Regions from separate parts of the Homo sapiens genome. Here regions 1, 3 and 4 are each linked to region 2. Evidence: chromatin contacts called from ENCODE Hi-C data. All regions are on one chromosome and are shown on one strand. Each heading gives the region's core, a stretch centred on a gene start or an enhancer-like site at or near the end of the contact. The rest is flanking DNA. Distances are from core to core; before and after follow the strand shown.

Evidence for each region. A loop is a pair of places that touch in the nucleus more often than their neighbours do. Pooled maps may share reads with other maps.
Region 1: a loop to region 2 is called in a map with no recorded cell type, with 6 times the contacts of the local background. The contact joins the promoter of RHOH here to the enhancer-like site in region 2. A Hi-C loop is called at or near these places in 2 of 37 single-sample maps with no recorded cell type and 3 of 50 pooled maps.
Region 3: a pooled map shows a loop between it and region 2 (10-fold over the local background). The contact joins two enhancer-like sites. A Hi-C loop is called at or near these places in 2 of 37 single-sample maps with no recorded cell type and 2 of 50 pooled maps.
Region 4: a loop to region 2 is called in a map with no recorded cell type, with 14 times the contacts of the local background. The contact joins two enhancer-like sites. A Hi-C loop is called at or near these places in 3 of 37 single-sample maps with no recorded cell type and 4 of 50 pooled maps.

The regions. Positions count from the first base shown.
Region 1 is chr4:40,193,113-40,198,334 of GRCh38, reverse strand. It overlaps RHOH (ras homolog family member H), which reads right to left and starts at 1,304. Exons shown (of 3, transcript NM_004310.5): 1 at 1,035-1,304. RefSeq lists enhancers at 232-331, 3,509-3,558, 3,599-3,808, 4,298-4,437, 4,958-5,222.
Region 2 is chr4:48,193,858-48,198,794 of GRCh38, reverse strand. All of the region lies in intron 2 of TEC (tec protein tyrosine kinase), which reads left to right. Among named protein-coding and RNA genes, the nearest start is that of TXK, 62 kb to the right of the region's middle. RefSeq lists enhancers at 863-1,032, 2,592-2,641, 2,662-2,711. Within about 2 kb of position 1,939, at least 3 of the 41 ENCODE cell types and tissues checked have a DNase peak (open chromatin) inside an H3K27ac peak, as active enhancers do.
Region 3 is chr4:40,990,216-40,995,420 of GRCh38, reverse strand. The region is part of intron 6 of APBB2 (amyloid beta precursor protein binding family B member 2); the gene reads left to right. It also overlaps the pseudogene RNA5SP160. Among named protein-coding and RNA genes, the nearest start is that of APBB2, 220 kb to the left of the region's middle. RefSeq lists a silencer at 4,239-4,308. Within about 2 kb of position 2,565, at least 9 of the 41 ENCODE cell types and tissues checked have a DNase peak (open chromatin) inside an H3K27ac peak, as active enhancers do.
Region 4 is chr4:42,637,259-42,641,889 of GRCh38, reverse strand. All of the region lies in intron 1 of ATP8A1 (ATPase phospholipid transporting 8A1), which reads left to right. Among named protein-coding and RNA genes, the nearest start is that of ATP8A1, 18 kb to the left of the region's middle. RefSeq lists enhancers at 2,580-2,699, 2,930-2,979. Within about 2 kb of position 2,730, at least 4 of the 41 ENCODE cell types and tissues checked have a DNase peak (open chromatin) inside an H3K27ac peak, as active enhancers do.

The DNA.
Region 1 (5,222 bases), core at 55-2,554, 8.0 Mb after region 2:
CAACTGGCCTTATCATCTCCAGGTCAGTCTCGCCTTTGTGCCTTTGCCCACAAGGTCCTCCCAGTCTGAAATCACCTGCCCCTTCTCCTTCTACCGACACTTCGCATTCTTCCAAAGCCCAGATCTTCCTGACAACTCCAGTTTGCCCCCAGGCCCCCTCCATGGAATTCACAGAACTCTTCAAGCCTGTGCTGCCCCACTCATCACTGAATTCTCATCTTGCATTGCTTCCTAAATTTTACTTCTTATCACAACTACCAGATTATAGGGTCCTTCAAAGTAGAGATTTTTAAAATATTTCTCTTATATCCTCCACGGCACCAGCTTAGAACCAATAAGGGGACACCAACTACTTGTTGCCTGCTTGAATACGTCAATGGCAACTTTCATTTAGTAAAGCACCTAAAACCGGTGATTTCCCAAACTTTGTTTAGTTACAACTCAGGCTACTGACTGGTACCTCGTAGCATATCTCCAAATCAAACCACCTCAGAAGAAAGATTAAATTTAATTAAAAAATACATGTTATACATCATAGAGCACTTTTGGGAAATGGTCATTAACATTGGCAATAGGTGAAAAACACAAGCTAGAAATTCCAGATTGAAATCTACATCATTTAGACTTCGGTTCTGTTTCTTTTCTGAACTAGACAACTTTAAAATTCATATTTGCACAACTTAGAGCATCTTTAGATTTACTTCATCAAACCTTGGGTAGTATTTAAACTACCCATACAGTTGAGCTCAGCCACAGTCACAAGCATATGCATTCTCTAGAATATCTGGAAAACCAAAAAGCCAACTATTGTAACTTTTCATGTTTCAAAAATCTTGTTAGGACTGTGGTGAGGGGCAGTGAATATCAAAGCAACACTCACCCCCCCGACCCCCGTCCCCCTGTAAATTGATTCTACACCTTACAGCAGGTAGCTCAGAGTCATTACGATGTTTGGCCTAGAGTAAAAGCTAAATAAAATTAGAAAAATTTCTTTTGACACCAAAGAAATACTTTTAAGGAAGCAAAATCCTTACCTGTTGCAGAATGCCGAAGAAATGTCTTGACAGTAAAATGACTGACTCCGGAAATCAAATTTGTTCAACAAAAGCAGGTGAAAACAAAAGCGGCCCAAGCCTTTTCACTGTGGTTGATTTCCTCATAGGATCAACCTCTCCCTCGTTCCCGAGAATATTAACTGATTCACACTGGAAGAACTGAAAATACAACAGTTGGGCTGGCAGGGAGTCCACCCCAAGATGGTTGGGTTAGTGTGTGTGGGGCAGCAGGAGCAATCCGAATGTGACAAAAGAGATTAGCAAGTTCCTGTGCCTAAGTCAATTTCCTGTAGCCGGCTTCTCCGCAGAGGGGGTTTCATTTGTGTGGGTTTAGGGGGGTGTGTGTGCACGTGCGTTTCTCTCCATTAGAATATGAAACTTCCCCAGATCAGAGGCAGAATAAGGCCTTTGCCGCACCGCTGGGTTTGCGTTTAATTTATCCCCCACCCTACTCCGAGACTATGTTTCTCTCCCCCTTAGCCCCATTTTCCTCCAGCAAAGCCCTACGTAAAACTGAAGAAAGGAAGACTGAAGAGTCCAAATGATTCCTCATGGAAGTAAAATTACCAAAAAAAAAAAAAAAAAAAGTCCATGCCACTGACCAATCTTGGTTAATTTGAGCTTAGGAAACAACACCTTAGAACTTTCCCCCCATCAGCTTGGGGAAAACAAGAGGTGGATTGTCTGCTTCGCTTTGCTGCATTAAAAACTATCAAATATTTTGCAAAGAACAGAGGCAGGCTTAGTGAGAGTTCGAGCAGCCCCCTGCCGTGCGTTCACCCCTGTATGGACGAGCACCTGGGCTGGGAGTTACCTGGCGATGAGTTGTTTTTTCAGACTCCTCAGAGTTTCATTATTTGCCTAAAAACACAAGTTTACTTGTTTTGTCCTAATGGGCAATCCAGGTGTAGAGACCATCTGCAACTACTTAGGTTATGGCTAAACGCCTAACCCAACAAATTGAACTTTTGTGATGTGGTCACAACCGCCTGTGCCCCAAATCCCTGAATAACTAACTGTTGATGCTACTGCTCACGGTGATAGCTTGGTCAAAATACCTGCCGACCGTAAGGATAAAGTCAACTCCATGCCTTTTATTTTATTTTATCAGTGCATCGGCCCCACACTCAAAGATTTGAGTTTAATTGAGCTGGGTTGGGACCGGACATCAATATTATTTTAAACCCCTCTGATTATTCTAAAGTACTGCTGCCACTCTAATGGATGAGAAGGAGGAAAGAACATTCCACGTAGAGGCAAATAGTATGTGCAAAGGCCCTGAGGTGGGAAAGAGGTTGGCATGTTCAAAGAAGTGAAAGCAGATGACTGTGCTTGCAGCATAGTTGTAGAGGGAATCAATGGTACAAGGTGAGCATTCTTATCAATAGACACCCAATTACCAAGTTCACAAGACTTCCACATGAACCCATGTGTCAATTTGTTAATGCACAGTAAGAACTCAATCTGCCAGCTGAGATCCTCGAGCCTTCTGAAGAGCACATTATCTCCTAGAAAATCCTCTGTGGGAGGCCAGGTGCAGTGGCGGTGGCTCACACCTGTAATGCCAGCACTTTAGGAGGCTGAGCGGGGAGCATTGCTTGAACCTAGGAGTTCGGGACCAGCCTGGGCAACGTAGTGAGATCCCATCTCTACAAAAATTAGCTGGGCAACCACACCTGTAGTCCCAGCTACTCAGGAGTCCGAGGCAGGAGGATTGCTTGAACCCATGAGGTTGAGGTTGCAGTGAGCTGTGATCCACCACCACACTCCAGCCTGGGGACACAGCAAGACCCTGTCTCGAAAAAAGAGAGAGAGGGACAGACAGAAGGAGGGAAGGGAAGGAAAAGGAAGAGAAGGGGAGGGAAGGAAGGAAGGAAGGAAGGAAGGAAGGAAGGAAGGAAGGAAGGAAGGAAGGAAGGAAGGAAAAGAAAGAAAGGAAAGAAAGGGAAAATCCTCTGTGGAAAGCCAGATCACCATGGTGATGTTATCAGCTGAGCAGAACATAAGCTTGTGGATATTTTCTTTATCTACTTCTGGTTTTGTTCATCAAAGGATTTAGAGCATCTGGCAAAAATACTTACACCTTAGCAAAATGAAACAATTAAAAACAAGAAATTTGAAAATGAGGCCAAGAGAAGTGAAGACAAAAATGACACTAAAACTGGGGGTGAGGTTAATTACAGAGAATGTATGCCACGTGGTTCTATGCTCTTCAGCAACTGGTATGAAGCAGGAAATATCACCACACAGAAAGCTCATTGCCCGCGGGAGAAACATAAACACATAGCTCAGAATCATGAGGTCTTCCTGGCTCCCCAGTGCTGAGATTAAAGAGAAACTTTGCCCCCTGGATTCCCATAGAGAAGACAACACGGCTGAAGTGAAACACCATGTTTAGACTCCACGCAGCCAGCCACAAGTCCGTGAGGTGGTTCCTTACGCTGTTCCTCCATATATGCTGATTGCATCTCACCGAAGAGTTTACTAAAAGCAACTCCAGGGTGTGCGGCAGGGAGAGTGCAGCAGGAGATTAGTAAGAATGTGCCACCCCACAGCACCACTTTGATGTTCCAGTTTTATCCAGAGATGAAAAATGACTTCATGGGCCGGGCGCAGTGGCTCACGCCTATAATCCCCACACTTTGGGAGGCCGAGGCAGGCGAATTGTTTGAGCCCAGGAGTCCAAGACCAGCCTGAGCAACATAGCGACACCCAGTCTCTAAAATAATACTAATAATAACAATGACAATAGGCCGAGTGCTGTGGCTCACGCCTATAATCCCAAAACTTTGGGAGGCCGAGGAGGGCAGATCGCTTGAGGTCAGGAGTTCGAGACCAGCCTGGCCAACATGGTGAAACCCCGTCTCTTCTAAAAATACAAAAATTAGCCAGGCACGGTAGCTCATGCCTGTAATCCCAGCTACTCGAGAGGCTGAGGCAGGATAATTGCTTGAACCCAGTAGGCAGAGGTTGTAGTGAGGCAAGATCATACCACTGCACTCCAGCCTGGGCAACAGAGTGAGACGTCAGCCTAAAAAATAATAATAATAATAATAATAAAGAAAAATGACTTCAGATATGCTTCAGAAAATTCAGGATAAAAAGTTTCTCTCATCCAAGTTTCTAAAAGATTTAAAGAGGCAAAGAGTTCAAAATTGGTTGCCCCTCCAACAGGAGATCCAGTGTCCTTTAAGGGGGACAATGTCTCCCCTTCAGAAAGCAGAGGAGTCAGACAAGGACAGCTGCCTGTATGGACAGATCCCCTCCATCTCCTAAGTAGAAGGGGAGATGAGGCTCTGCCCTTTGGGAAACAAAGCAAGAAACGCCACCAGCATGATTTATAACGAGCTCCAGGCCTCAGGCCTTGTACCATTTTCTGCACGAAAGTGGAGACGTACTCCAGAGTCAGGATGGACTGGGTGTGTCCCACCCCATCCTGGAAAGGACTAGGAAGGGCATTGTCATACCTGGCTGCGAGACCCCTGTCCCTTTCACCCCCTGGCTGACCACCCTTCTGCTTCTGAAGAACTGGTTTTCTGTGCCTGGAATTGCCAGTTTTAGATGATCTGGTACAGTCCAGCGTTGGGCTTCCTCCTGCTCCTGACCTACACGCCTCTAATCTTCACACAGTTTAATCTCAGAGAGGATTTTCTTAGGGGGAGGGGACAGGGGGTTGCCATCTAATTTTCTTCCTTCCTTGAAAATGTCTTTTTGGTGTTTCTCTCTTTCTCTCTCCCCACTCCCCTCCTCCCCCACCCCGCCCCTCCTCTCCTCTCTCTCTCTCTCTCTCTCTCTCTCTCGCTCTCATTCTTTTAACAGACTTTTAACCGACAGGGGTAGTGGTGAGGGGAGGAAGCAAACGCTGAAAATACATGCAAACATTCACAGACATACACGCACCCAAGCCCCAGGGCGTGTCCCTTCTGACGCTGTGCAGTCTGTCCTTGGGATGGGGTTGGGAGAAATCCTGGGGACTTCAGAGTGGCAGGAGGAGGGAAACCATGGGTCCACAGTTCGTAACTGGGAATCAGAGCCCCCCTCTGAGCCATCTTCCAGGAAGCCATCTGTAGCCACCACCCACCTCCATTGCAAGCCCAGTGAGGTGCCCTCCCAAGGGCTCCATAGCACGTCGTGTTAACACGGCCAGAGCACTCACCAAATGGCCCT
Region 2 (4,937 bases), core at 690-3,189:
ATTTAAATATACTTCTATTGTGTGAAGGAGAGAAAAAAATATATTTTTTCCCCTTGCCTATCTTAGTTTTTCCAGCTGGGGCCTTTTAAATTAGACCACCAAAAGAGAGATTAACAGGAGAAAAGCATAGAATTTTTATTTAGTAATTTTTACATGTACGTGGGAGCCTTCACCAGGAAAATAAAGACCCAGGGAAGTTGTAAGGGTTGAAAGCTTATATATTATGTTGGACAAAGAGTAGTAAATTGGTAAATTGTAAAGATATGACAGGGAAAAGGAGTTGGGGCTATTTTGAGAGCTTCTAGCTAATGGGATTCCAGTACCAGGTTGGCTAGCAACCCTGTCCTGATGGGAAATGCAGGGTAGCTGGACATGAATGTCTACAGTGTCCCTTTCCTGGGGTACTTCTTTAGCCTGGAGGATGGTTTTATGCCTAGTTAGCCCACCTGGAACCTGGGGACTCCCTCACATGGGGAACTTGTTTATCTTATTTATCTGGCAGCCACTGTTGTGGCTCTTGTCTGACCCATGTCCAGCTTACACCTGCCTGACCATCGCCCTGGCGCCGGGAGCCTGACTTGATATTCCCCCCAGGATCCCTGGGAAAGCATGGCCTGAGGCAGCTGCAGCCACTGGTTCTTCAGATGAAAAGTGGAAACTCAATACATCACCAGGTAGGAAATGAGTTCAGAGATTTTTACTTACAGATCTTGGACAGGAAGGGCGGAATGGGCTGGGAGGGCAGTCCTCCATCTCCGGGTTGCATGAGGCAGGAATGGAGTCAGGCAGAGAGAGAAAATGCATGTGGGAATTGGCAGTATATATAAGGGGTAGGGTGTGGGGTCACTTTGAGTTCCTGGGCAAAGGCCTAAATGGTGCTTTTAAGGGAAGCTTCGATAAAGTGGGGAACCCTGTCTGCTAGATAGGAGAGATGCCTTTAAATTCTTATCTCTGGCTGCTGGCCTGAGCCATTTGGGTGTGGTGTGGAACTAGAACTATCAAGGGTGACTGAGCCCTGCTTTGGGTATGAAAAAGTTGAATCTATTCAAAATGGATGCTGAGGCAACATGAAAGTATAAGAATTCACTTCAGGACTAGGACAGTTAATTGTGGAAAAGTAGCAAGATAAGGACTAGTATAACAAGGTTTGTACAGCTTTCCCTCAGCCTCAGCTCCCCATCTCTGGTGATAAGAATGAATGTCTTTCGTCCTCCTGGTATAAGGAGGGCACCTTTTTCATGGGAGTTAATCTCATGCTTTCAAGAAGAACAAGGAAGGTCACAGTGCCCTTCTTGCATGTGCTGTTTTTTTTAAGTGCCTTTAACTCAATCCATATGCCGAAGTAGCATATTTTTGGGTGCTTACCATGTGCCAAACATGGTCTTATATGCTTTTTAAGTATTAACTTTAATCCTGTGAACTGTTTGAGGCAGATACAGTTACTATTCCCATTTTACAGATGATGAAACTAAAGAACAGAGAGGTTGAGTACTTTGCCCAAGGTTGCAGAGTGAGCATGTGGCAGAGCTGGGACCCCAGCCCATGCAGCCTGATTCCCAGAGCTCTGAACCATTGTACTGCACTGCCTCTGGATAGCTTTGTGATATTTTTTGGGCTACCAAATTGTGTGTTTATAGAAGGATCAAACATATATTAATCTTTATATTCACCGGAATATGACTTAGCCGTCAAGACAGCCTGACAAACCGGCAAAATATGTCTTTGTAACATTACTCTTGTGCTTTGAAGAGGAATTTTTGACCAAAGATGCTCCCTGCTATCGTGTGTTAAATGCTGTGAGTTACCAGAGATCAATTGTTCCTAACGTAAAAAGGAAGTGCTAATCTAGTCACTGGCTGGCTCAGTATTGGTTTCATACTGTAAGATAGAACTAAAATAACAGCCTCGAAGGGTAAAAATAGTGGAGTCACATGAAGCATCAACCGTCATTTTAAAAACAGAATTGTAAGACCCATGAGGAAAGGTTAATTTCTTTTTCTGTTTGAAAAGAGTGGATGTTGGTAGACACTGGTCGTTTCTATTACGGCCTCCTGTAATTTTAGAAAACCGATATTTGTCATGACCTGAGGAAACATCTCATTCATGGCTTTTATAAGACATAGTCAAATTCAGCATCAACTCTCAGAAGATCTTTCTTGGAGTCTAGAAGGTAGGTGTGAGGATCGTTTCTTAATCAAAACTAGTGGCTCTCGCTTTTAGGTTTCCTAAGGGCTAGTATGCTTTTCAAAAATAATATTAGTAGCTAAATTGATCAAGCACTTAAACTGTTTGTCAGCGTTCTTCCAAAAGCTTTACATGAATTGACTCTTCGAATTCTTACTGCAATCATATGAAGTTCTGGTGCTATTATTCATCCCATTTAATAGCTAATGAAGTGTAGGCACAGAGAGGTTAAGTAACTTGTTCAAGGAGATACAGTGAGTAAGTAGCAGAGCTGAGATTCAAACTCAGACAGTTGGGCTTCAGACTTTTTGCTTTTAAGCAGTAAGCTCTATTATAGAGGCCTGCTGGTTCTTAGCCCAGGGAGATCTAAGACGTGTAAACCAGAATGCCTGCCCACACTGAGTAGGGATCTTCCCCACTCAGTCTACTAACTTGCATGCCAGTCTCCTCTGGAAACACCATCACAGACACAATCAGAAGGAAAGCTTTACCAGCTCTCTAGGCAGTCCTTCTTCCAGTCAAGTTGATACCTAAAGTTAACCATCACACCTTCCAAGACTGGTTGCTGCATAGGTGCTATAATGTGGTATCTCTGTACCACCAGAAGGGAGGTGAGGCGGGGGTAAGGAAGAGAAAAGCAGACAGATAAAGCTTCTGTTGCAGGTGCTGGTGGGCACTCAGTGAGTGGCGTGGCTATTGGACAGTGGGGATTCTGTATTTTGCACTGTGGGGGCATCTCTCAGAATGGCCAGATATTCTGCAACAGGGATGAATGAGAGTTAGTTTCACTAGAGCAATTGAGAGTTAGTTGCATTAGCAAGAGCAAACTAAGAGGGAACAAATAGTTTAATTATGGCTCCTAGCTGTGATAGCCAGCAAAGAGTACAACATTGCAGCCTAGATTTCTGTATCTTACTCATTTGCCCTTGATCAATTTGTTTAACTCAGTGCCCCATTTACCCAACAGTAAATTGCAGATGCTAAATGACTCATTACTTTGGCAGAGTCACTGGTTCTGTAATTAATTATGGAGCACTTTAAGATTGATGAATGCAAGGAGCTGTGCACACACGACCTGTACGAGCAGTTGTATAAACATCGGGATTGTTGTTGTTTCTAAGGCTTGCTTCCTGTTCTGAGCCCAGTGTGCACTTTACCACAAAGGACAGCAAAAGCTTTATTAGTAGCAATTAAGAAATGTGCCATCTCTGCTTTTACTGGTTTATGATGGGCTCTTTTTCTATTCTCAAAAAAAAAGTTTGTAAGTAGATTCAGTTACAACTTTGATCAGGCTTTAAAAAATATTTGAGAAGTGTTTTTTAACCTTTTATCATAGAATATTTACAACTTACTGAACAGTAGACAGAATAGTACAGTGAACCCCGTGTACCCATTACCCAACCAAGTAACCCTAGTCACACTTCCTCCCACCTCATTATCTATAACAAATCCCTTCTACTCCCATTGTCTTGCAGAAACCACATCATTTCTTCTACAGATGGTTCAGTATTCATCTGCAGAAGTCAGGGAGCCCCCAGCTTAAGCAGAATCTTAGTGCCATCACCACACTCTTAAATATCAACAGAACTTCCTTAATATCATCAAGCACTCAGTCAGTGGAAGAAATTGTTTTAAAAATAATTTTATCTACAGAATGTTCACAGTTGATGGGTTGTATTACAAAAGTTTGCTGTAAGTTGGTTATTTGCAACACCAGTTGAATGAATATTCCTGTAGAAACTGTAGTAAAAGCAGTGATTGGCCCGCATTAAACCCACAAAAACCCATGGAATACATAATGAAGCAATTCTGTGTATTTCTCTTTGAGTATTTTACTGAGGGGAGAGTTGATGGGCAATTCACCGTCTGCTACTAGAGACCTGGCTCCAAAATACATTTTCTCTTTCTTGTGGGTGTTATTATGGTGATTCCTTCTCCCTGTGCCCACTTCCTCACTCCCCCCAACTCTCATCATCTACTCATCAAACTTCCCATTAGAGAAGCGAGAGGAAGAAACTTTACCTGGTATGGCTGACTGTATTCATTGAAAACAAGGAGGGAATGTTTCTCTTTTAGGGGGTAGCAAAGGGTATAGGAAAGCTGCCATTATATGCAGTTTAGTATTTTAAAGACGTCTAGAAAACAAACTGCAATGTGATCTCTTTAACATTGAAGAGAACTAGAGAGATATATAGGGCTAAGTAGCAGCTGATTTAAAGACCAGGTTAATGTTCTGCTTTCGCAGTTCCCTAGCAAAGCTCAGTTCAGTTTTAAGTAATTTATATTTCCAGTCCATAATTGTGTGCATGCCTCTGTGCCCTCCACTAACATCAGATAAGCAGGGAGTGGGGCTCTTCTTTGTAGAAGAACTGGCTAGATATAGGCAGGGTAGAGGCAAAGTTTCCAAGAGGCTGTGAGCCTTTCGATGCACCTTTCCAGAAATCCAGCCCCAGGGGAAGGCTTTAGGAGAATTGCCACAGGGTTTCCCACCCTCAGGGCTGTCATTGCTCTGGGTTATCACTTCATCAATCCATTGGTCATGGTTGGGATACCAGGAGGTGGGGTGGGAATGGTGTTCCCCCTTGGGCTGCAGTGGTAGGTTTTGTTCCACAGATTTGGCCATTGCGTATTTGGATTACTTGCTGCCCCTGCCACCCACCATCTATCCCAGAAATTGCATTTTCTGTCTTGCCCTATTTGCCATCTGTAACTCTCACCCACCAGAAACTTACAAAGCTTATCTCTCCCAAGTT
Region 3 (5,205 bases), core at 1,316-3,815, 7.2 Mb after region 2:
CTGAGCAACAGAGCAAGACTCTGTCTCAAAAAAAAGATCCATTTCTGACGGATGGACTTATTAATCAACTTCTCGAGAAATACTAAAGCCAAAATAAGAAACACTGGAGCCAAAATAAGAATCTATTAATTTGTTATGAGAATTACCACTCTCCTAGGTGTTAGATTTCTTGGTACTGCATGTTCAGTGCACATTCTCAATGCCAGTGTATTATTTTCCAAATAGAAATAATTACTCAACTGCATAGGAAACCCAAGCATAAGCTTGTTTGCTTGGGGAACATGGTTTCAGCCAAAGGGGTGTTGGATGAATCAAATATTTAAATGGTCTCAGGCTGGGATAGTCTGAGGCGCGCTGTCCTTCTTTCCCTTGAGATGATGCTACTTGGGACCTAGAATCCTTGAAGTGCATTGCCTAAGAGTCCCTCTTCAGAGAAAAGGGAATGATTGCTTTTTTTTTTAAGGTACTTACATTTTTGATCAATACAATCTTTCTTAAGATACAGTAATATTTTCCTTCTTTATTTCTTTCCCTCCTTCCCTCCCTCCCTCCTTCTCTCTCTCCTTCCTTCCTTTTTCCTTTCTTCTTTTCTTTTCTTTTTTTTTTTTTCCGGAGTCTTGCTCTGTCGCCCCAGGCTGGAGTGTAGTGGCACAATCTTGACTCACTGCTACCTCCGCCTCCCAGGTTCAAGCGATTCTCCTCCCTCAGCTTCCCGAGTAGCTGGGACTATAGGCATGTGCCACCACGCCTGGCTAATATTTTGTATTTTTAGTAGAGATGGGGTTTCACCATGTTAGCCAGGATGGTGTCAATCTCTTGACCTCATGATCCTGCCCACCTCACCCTCCCAAAGTGCTGGGATTACAGGCATGAGTCACTGCACCCGGCCCAAGATACAGTAATATTTTCTACTGAGTTAAAGATAAGTCATACTATGTTTGGGAGACATCTTATCTCACTCTTACTCCATTTCTTGGTTTTGATCCATTGACTGATTCAACTATCATACTTTAACTTCAAGAGCAATCTTATTTTCTTCATTTGCAAGTCTTGGAGAAAATCTCGTTGCAGCTAGTAAGTTTGGCCTGTAGTCTGTCTGCATCAGAACTCCTAGGTGTTTCTTTTTTTTTTTTTTGAGATGAGTCTTGCTCTGTTGCCCAGGCTGGAGTGCAGTGGCGCGATCTCGGCTCACTGCAAGCTCCACCTCCCAGGTTCACGCCATTCTCCTTCCTCAGCCTCCCGAGTAGCTGGGACTACAGGCGCCCGCTACCGTGCCCGGCTAATTTTTTGTAATTTTTAGTAGAGACGGGGCTTCACCATTCACAGGATGGTCTTGATCTTCTGACCTTGTGATCTGCCTGCCTTGGCCTCCCAAAGTGCTGGGATTACAGGTGTGAGCTACCGCGCCCAGCCTCTCCTAGGTGTTTCTTTAAATGTAGATACCTGGGCCCTACCTGTGCCTTACAGACTCAGACGCAGGTAGTGGGTCTCAGGAACCTGCATTTTAACTTCCTCCTCTATGCATCATTTGAGAAGCATGGCTCAGATTCTGACACAGGAACTGCTTTAGTTAGGGCCTTCTGTTGTGTTTGAAGTGCTGTGTTCCTATTATAATGGATACTGATCTGGCTAACATTTAACAAGAATCACAGCCTTAATGAAAAACGTGGAAAACATTTATTTTCTTTTAAAAAATAATATTTTCTTTTGTTTTTGATAGAATCAAGTAGAAGTGGCCAGGCATGATGGCTTATGCTGTAATCCCAGCACTTTGGGAGGTTGAGGCAGGAGGATTGCTTGAGGCCAGGAGTTTGAGACCAGCCTGGGCAACATAATGAGACTTCATCTCTATAAAAAATAAACAAAAAATTAGCTGGGTATGATGGCACGTGCCTGTAGTCCCAGCTACTCAGGAAGCTGAGGTGGGAGGATCTCCTTGAGCCCCGGAGGTCAAGGCTGCAGTGAGCCAAGATCACACCACTGCACTTCAGCCTGGGAGACAAAGGGTAACCCTGTCTCAAAAAACATTTTTGTTAAAAAAAAAAAAAAAAAAAAAAAAGAGAGAAGAGTTCTTAATTGCTCCTGTGCTCCAGAAATTAAACTACTGGAAATCTCTTCTCTTGTTCTTGTCCCTAAAATGGAATTTGTGCCATAAGCTTTACTGCACTATGAACACTGAATATTTAAATCCCAGCTGTGCTATTACTAAATGGATGATTGTGGCTGAGTCACTTAACACCATACGTTTCCTCCTCTGTCAAATAGGGTTAATAATAGTCTCTGCCTTGTGGGGTGGTTGTGATGATTAACTGAAACAAGACATGTGGGGCACAGAACGTAGTGATTGCCATGTAGTAAGGGCTCAGCAAAAATTGGATTTTATAAATATTCTGGTATGGAAAATTAATTCTCCCACTGAAGGAAAAGCACAGAGAGAGAGTAAAAGAGGGACTACGATTGTGTACACAAACAGAAAATAACTTCAGATAAGCAGCAGAGTAGACTAGAACAAGTAGGCAGGAAGACAGTGTTTCACAACGTAGAGATCCTGCACATGGCAGGCCGGCCTATCTCCATCCGGCCCTGTGGTTTGGCTTGTTCGTCATTGCCCATGAGCCTCGGTCTTACTTGAAGGGGTGAGGAAGGTGATGGGTCCTGAGGGTGGTGCAGCTCCCTGGCCTGGACATCGGGGGTCGGTCTTCTGCTCGTGATACTCCTGCTCGCTGGCTTCATACTTCCCGCGTTACTTCCAGGGGTTACCAGCGTTTCCATCCAGTCATTTCACACACCTCATTGAACAATTTTCCAAGTGTTGGTTTGCTCTCTTCCTTACTACATATTAATGAGGTGTCCAAGACTGCTGTTCAGCACGTATCTAAAATGTTGTTTAACTACATCAGAAGGTAAATCTATAGCTGCTGAAGCGAACTAAAAAGCTGTGTCAATCTGGTGCAGTGGCTCACACCTGTAATCCCAGTGCTTTGGGAGGCTGAGGTGGGAGGATAGTTTGAGGCTAGGAGTTTGAGACCAGCATGGGCAACATAGAAAGACCCCCCCCCATCTCTACCAAAAATAAATAAATAAATAAAATTAGCTAAGTGTAGTGCCGTGCACCTTTAGTACCAGCTACTCGGGAGGCTGAGGCAGAGGATGTCACTTGGGCCCAGGTGGTCAAGGCTATAATTATGCCACTGGCTTCCAGCTTGTGCAACAGAGTGAGACCCTGTCTCTTAAAAACAAGCAACAAACAAAAAAGGCAGCTGCATTGATAATCAGTCAGGTAAAGCATCGTCATTTTCACTTTCAAAAAGTTGTTCTGAGTATTAAGTGTTAGCAAAGATGCTTTTCTCTCTGTAGTATTTTTAGCCTTAACAGTTTTCACTCTTAATTTCAGTGTGAGTGTGGTGTGTGTGGTGTCTGTGCGTGAGTGTGAGAGAGAGAGATGGGGAGGAGGAGGGAGAGTGAGAGCAGTGTTCTGATTGTAGAACACCCTCACAGGTAGAATTGTTATAACTTTCTAATTGCAGACCACTCTCATAGAAGATTCTTAAGGAAACCTCAGCCCACCTTCTGAAGGGATGAGACGAGTAGCATCTTCAAGTGAAATGCCCTCTGGGGTCTGAAGGTTCTAAAAAAAATCCTAGAAAACCAAGGAAGATGGTGAATTATGGAAGAACTACCCAGATGATTTTCAAAGCTGTAAATTAACAAGTGTGTCTGTTTTAGGAGGAGGGGGTGAAAAGTCTAGGGTGTGTGTGTGTGTTTTTCTTTCTTCTTTTCTCTGTTCACTTGCCAAAAACAAACAAAAATGACCTCACTTCAGACACAGGGATAAAAGCAGGAGGAAATTGCTATAGTTAGAACACTATAGGTTTTTTTTCCCCCTGTACTTTTTGGATACATATTTTTAAAAAAATAAATAGGATCACTTACTCTGGCCTAGCACAATTTCATCTAAAGTGTTTTGAAAGTTATAGTCTTAATTTTAGGGACAGAATAGGTTATCGTAAGGGGTGTGAGGGTTTTTAAATGCAAGGCATTTTCCAGGGGACTTTTAAAAATCAATACCAGGAAGCAAAATAAAAAATTTAAAAATCAAAACCCAGCAAGGCACGGTGGCTCACACCTGTAATCCTAGCACTTTGGGAGGCCAAGGCAGGCAGATTTCTTGAGCCCAGGAGTTCGAGACCAGCCTGGGCAAAATGGTGAGATCTCATTTCTACAAAAAAAAAAAAAAAAAAAAAAGCAAAACACACACACACACAACAAAATTAGCCATGCGTAGTGGCACACATCTGTAGTTCCAGCTACTCAGGAGGCTGAGACGAAAGTTGCAGTGAGCCAAGATTGCACCACTGCCCTGCAACCTGGGCAACAGAGTGAAACCTTGCCTCCAAAAAAAAAAAAAATGAAACTCAGTCCAAAATGACCAGAAATCTATGTAGTTAGCAGAGTAAATCTTACCCCTCCCTGCCCCCAACCCCCATTCAGGGTTTCCTTCCTTTCTTTTTCCTCCATTTGCCTCCATAGAGCATATCAACCCAATTTACACCTTCATGAGCTGTAACCTAGAGTCTTTGCTCTGCTTGGCAGAAGAGGAAGAGAAGATGCCACATACAGTTTGGAGTAGGATGATGACACAGTTTTTAAAATGATGGATGCAGTTTGGTATGAAATGAATCACTGTTTAATCTGTGTTACTTTGCTCATATGGACACACTTGGACTCAGCACCCACTTCCTGTGCAATGGCATATTTGGTCTGGGTTACGTTGGGGTGAAGCATTTCCCCCATGAGCTTGCCACAACTCCATCAAGAAGCCTTCTGGAAGTGCGAAAGGTTTGGAATGGTAGGCTGTGGAAATCCTGAGCTGTTTGCTGAGTTTCTCCCTGCCTTCCTCCCTTTCTCCTTTCTTGTGTGTGTGAAAAGCGGTTATGGCACAGTGTCTTTCATGAGAAATGATTGGCTTGGGATGAATCTCACCACTCCTTTCTGGCACTTTTGCAAAAAAGAACACTTTTTTTCACGGTAGACACCGGATACAACTGGAATATTCTTCTGATGTCCAACAACAGCTGGAGAGAGAAAGAGAGAGAGAGACAAGAGGGGAGGGGAGAAAGAGAGAGGGAGAGAGAAGAAAGAGAGAAAGCCTATAGCACCTGGTATTCTCATGGTGGTCTCCCATCCAAGTTCTAACTAGACCTG
Region 4 (4,631 bases), core at 1,481-3,980, 5.6 Mb after region 2:
TAATGATGTTATTTGGGTGTTTCTGCTTCTTGTAATAAAACGAGGACTAGTCTGTTGGAACTAATCATATATCTACCTGTTTGTATGTTATAAAATGTGTAAATAGCTCTAAAAGTTAAAGTTGTAATGATTCAGATAACTTTCATCATTGTTCATTCATTTTTTTCCCCAGTACTTTTTAAGGCCTAGCTCATTCAGAGCTGTAATTCAGTTCTATCTTCCTATGAACACACTGCTACTGAAGTCAATGGGGTTAACTATCCTACAAGCATTTGTAGTAACTAATTTAATAATACTCTTTTCCATGTACAAAATGCGGAAAACTTGCGCCCTGCACTGTATCAGTGGTTCTCTCAATAAGCTTATAGTTGTCTTAAAAAAAAAAAAGAAATTTAAAAGGATAGAATCCTTGGATTCTAGAGTTGGAAGGGAACTTAGAAGTCATTTAATGCAACACAGTAACTGATATGGCTTGAATACCTCACAGTGAAGGGAACACACCCACACACACCCTTTTAAGACAGCCCATTCCATTCTCAGACACCTCAGATTTTTTCTTGATAAGAAAGCAATAAAAGCAGTAAAAACATTTATGCTCTACATGCCTTGCTGGGTCAGGTGTCTCCCATATTGTATTTACACAGTTGCTTCTTTAGGCCTTTAGTATAGAACCTTCAACTTATTCAGCCTTTCAAAATCTTCTAGAATTCTGATTTTTTTCATGTCATCTGTACATTGATTAATCGTGTCATGTGTCCTTATCCTGTCATTGGAACCCAGGCAGTCTGCACCCAGAGCCCTTACCAAGTTAGGCATTTACTGTAAGGGATCCTCTTGTATCACAGCAGAGGTTCATTGTTCTTTTTTTTTTTTTTTTTTCTGGTGAGGGGGAAGTCTCTGTACGTCTGCTCCTTCACTTCCTAACTTTGGCATGCATGTGGCTTCAGAGTGCCATGATGCTCCCTCCAGCCCACCTGTCCGTGATGTTCCTTACTTGGTGCTGAGTTGACTGACCACAAATCCACATTCTCTAAAAGGGATCTGACTGGCCTGGCTGGTCAGGTGCTCCATGTTGACCCTGACACCTAGGGCTCAGGTACTAGGCCAGGCCAGGAGATGGAAGGAGAGACCGAGTCCAAGGGTGACCCAGGGGAGGCTCTTTCAGAAGGGCTCACAGGCAGGGATGGCCAAAGAATAGCTTTAGTATGTGAGACCCCTCCATGTATGTTTGTCAGCTACATAGTTGTGAATCCACATTGTTTCATAATCATGGAATCGTGTGTCTTCATTTATAACAATAGGGCCTACACAAAAGCCTTCTTGAAATCCAGATGCTGAGGGTTCTATTTTTGAAAAGAAAGAAAAGGGATTTAGTCAGTGGAGGCTTACTGATCCCCACCAGTCACCACCTCCCTTTTAAGCAGTCTGTTAATCAGCTGCACTTAATGTTTGACTAGCATTGGCCTCAAACTCATTGGCCAATAGCATTATTATTCAGACTTATCTAATGTAAAGGACCTTTTTTAGAGGAAACATTTCTTTTTGGTCTTTGAGAATATATTCTTTGTATGAGAAACACTGCTTTCAAAATAATTAAGCTCAGTTCCATGTTTAACTGAATTCTCAGAAATGTTCTTTTAACTTCTGAATTTTCAGATCTTTCCCAAAAATCCTTTAGAAGCAGTGGATCTCATTTTGTAAATCTGTGAACTTTGAAAGCACATCTGTAGACTCCCATTTTAAAAAACAGTGGTTTATGATCTTTATGATCCATCTTCTTTTTAGAACACTGGGAGAGTGCAGGTGGCCCTCCTTATCCCTGAGTTTCACGTCCATGGATTCAGCCAATCATGGATCAAAAGTATTCAGAAAAAATTCCATAGAGTTTCAAAAAGCAAAACTTCAATTTGCCACACACCAAGTACTATGTTGAATCCATGCAAATGACGTGTAGGCATTGTGTTAGGTATTATAAGTAATCGAGAGATGATTTAAAATATACAAGAGGATGTGTGTAGGTTATTTGAAATACTACATCACTTTATATAAGGTAATTGAGCATCTGCAGATTTGGTAAGGGGTCTTGGAACCAATCCCCCATGCATACTGAACGATGACTAAATTGTCTTCATCTTTTAGTTCCTCTCTCATTCACCATAGTTCTTCTCTGATTAGTAACAGTTCACTTAACTATTTTGCAGGTTCTCACAGTTCTGTAGGTTAGAAAATAATTATATATACCTACACATACATATATGTATTTACTATAGGCTAGGAATTCATTTAGAGCAGTTAGGTGCTGATTTTTCTTTTTTTCCCTCTTAAAATAATCCCCTACCTTGTCTTTTGGTTTAGTTCTTCGAACTAATGTTCATTCTAACCTTTCCAGTCTTAAGATGATTATCCTTGATAGACGATTGAAGCAAAGTAGATGTTGGAGCTGAGAAGTTCTGCCTTTTATTATCTGTTAACAACATTGTATCATCTATTCTAGGCAGCAGGCTCATCTCATCAATTCTTTGTGTCCCAGATGAAAGGGGGAAAAATCGAGTGGTCTCTAACGTTTTTTACAACACCTTTCCTCCAGTCTCAGATGTCTGTGCATCTGTTAATATTCACTGTTGAACATGTGAACCTATCTATTTTCAACCTTTCCTGTGATCTTTTTTTAATCTTGTGCTTGTTCAAGTACTTCCTGTGAAGCAGCAGTGGTCTCTAAATACAACTCCTTCAACCCTCCCTGACCACCTCCCCGCCTTGTCAGGGCCTTCCACAATTACTCAGCATGTGGGTTTGGACAGCTGTTGGGGCTTCTGCACTTTGTGGGTCTTGATAATAAATTGAAATGTGCCCTCCTGAAATCCAGAATACATATCTGACATGGCCTGGTATTCCCCTTTGACAGTCAAAAACTCTTTGATACAGTTATTTTTTGAAGAGTATCATTACTACTTTACCACTTTTGCTTGGATTAGAATCCAGTCCGTAGTGTCAGTCTGCCTTGTTTCCTGTGCATTTTTAGAGGTGAACTTAATGCCACTGCAAGTCAGTGGTGCTTTAAGCTAATTGAGACTTCTAGGAGATGCTTGGTAGATGTCTGGTGGTTGCAACCCCTCGTTTCTGGTGCAGTCTGCTTCTGTGTCAATTTTTAAACATCTATGTTGGCAAATATACTATTTAATTCTTCTGTCAGATAAAGTTATCTGTGGGTTATTCCCAAGGAGATGTCATTAAATTCCTTCTGTCTTTCATTGTTCTGGTTCCTTTTCCAGTTAAGCATGAAATGGCGTTAGTAAATGTTTTATTATTTCCAAGCAATTCAGCATGCCGAAGATGACTATTATTTTAGGTTAATATCCAAGGCTGGCTGCCAACAAGATTGACTGTTTACTATGTGTGACGCCCAACTCTAGGCATACTATAGATTTCCTTGTAATACTGCTTAAGGATATCCTTTCTTCTGAATGTCAGGAGTACTCTTTAGAATCCACCACTTAGAATTTGTAGTGCTACTTCAGGGGCTTGTCGCAATTTAGCGTGAGTTCAAGAAATGTTAAGCCATTACTTTTTTTCCTTTTTTAGACAATAACTGCTGTGGTGTGTTTTACACTTGTTTATTTTTAAATCAATTCCCTCAAAGGCACTTAAAGAAACATGTCATTTACCATGTCTCCTAATGACAGGTCCTGATGACAAAATATATTAGTGGTTATTAGGATAGAGACAAGACTATAAATTTCTGGGAATTTTTGGATGCCTTATATTGAAATAGAAAATTTAGCAAACATTTAGTGCACAGAAGGGACTTTCCTGAAGGGTCATTCATGTTACTTCCCCATATTAGAGTAGCATACTTAATAGATACTTACCCATACCCTTGTGCCTGTCCCATCCTCTGTACATAAGCATGCATAGCATTTATTATTATTGAACTAAGCATATAGCTCAAAAGATTAGTGTCAGATGTATGATGGTCTTTTACATAGACAATATATTCAAAACTTTTGTAGGTATCCCTTCAAAGAAGAATGGCCAAGGAGAGTATTTTGACACTTAAGTAGCATCCAACAAGGCTGAAGGGGTAGAGAAATGTCTGAACTGGAAATACTGTTGAGGTGTAATAGACCAGCAAAGGACAGAGTTAAAGGGAGAGGTGAGGTCAAATTTAATTGTTGAATGAATGCATGAATCTATCTATCAGTGTCAGAGCTTTAGATATGGGTTGGACTTTATCAGTTTCCAAATGTTGTCTTGCCTTTGGTGCTCAGTGACTCTCTAACCTTGAGCAAGTCTCCATATGACAAGTGATGTCTCCTAATCTTCATTTTTAGAACTCTTTTAAAAAGTGAACCCTTTTGTATAATGAAAAGCTATCAATTGTTGAAGGAGATAACCATGTTTTACATGATCAAGGGTATGTAATGTTTGTTATAACTCAGATGGACTTGGAGGTAATGAGCTAGCATCACAGTTGCATGAACAAGAGGGTGATGGAGAAGAAGGTAGGGATGTGGAAAACCGTTTGGCTATTGTGCAAGTTCCTTAGAGTTGCAATCCACAGTTGTCCCAGAACGTGCTGGACTCAGAGCTTGTTTAGGGCAGCTGTTAACATCAGAAGAGATCTGATCCAG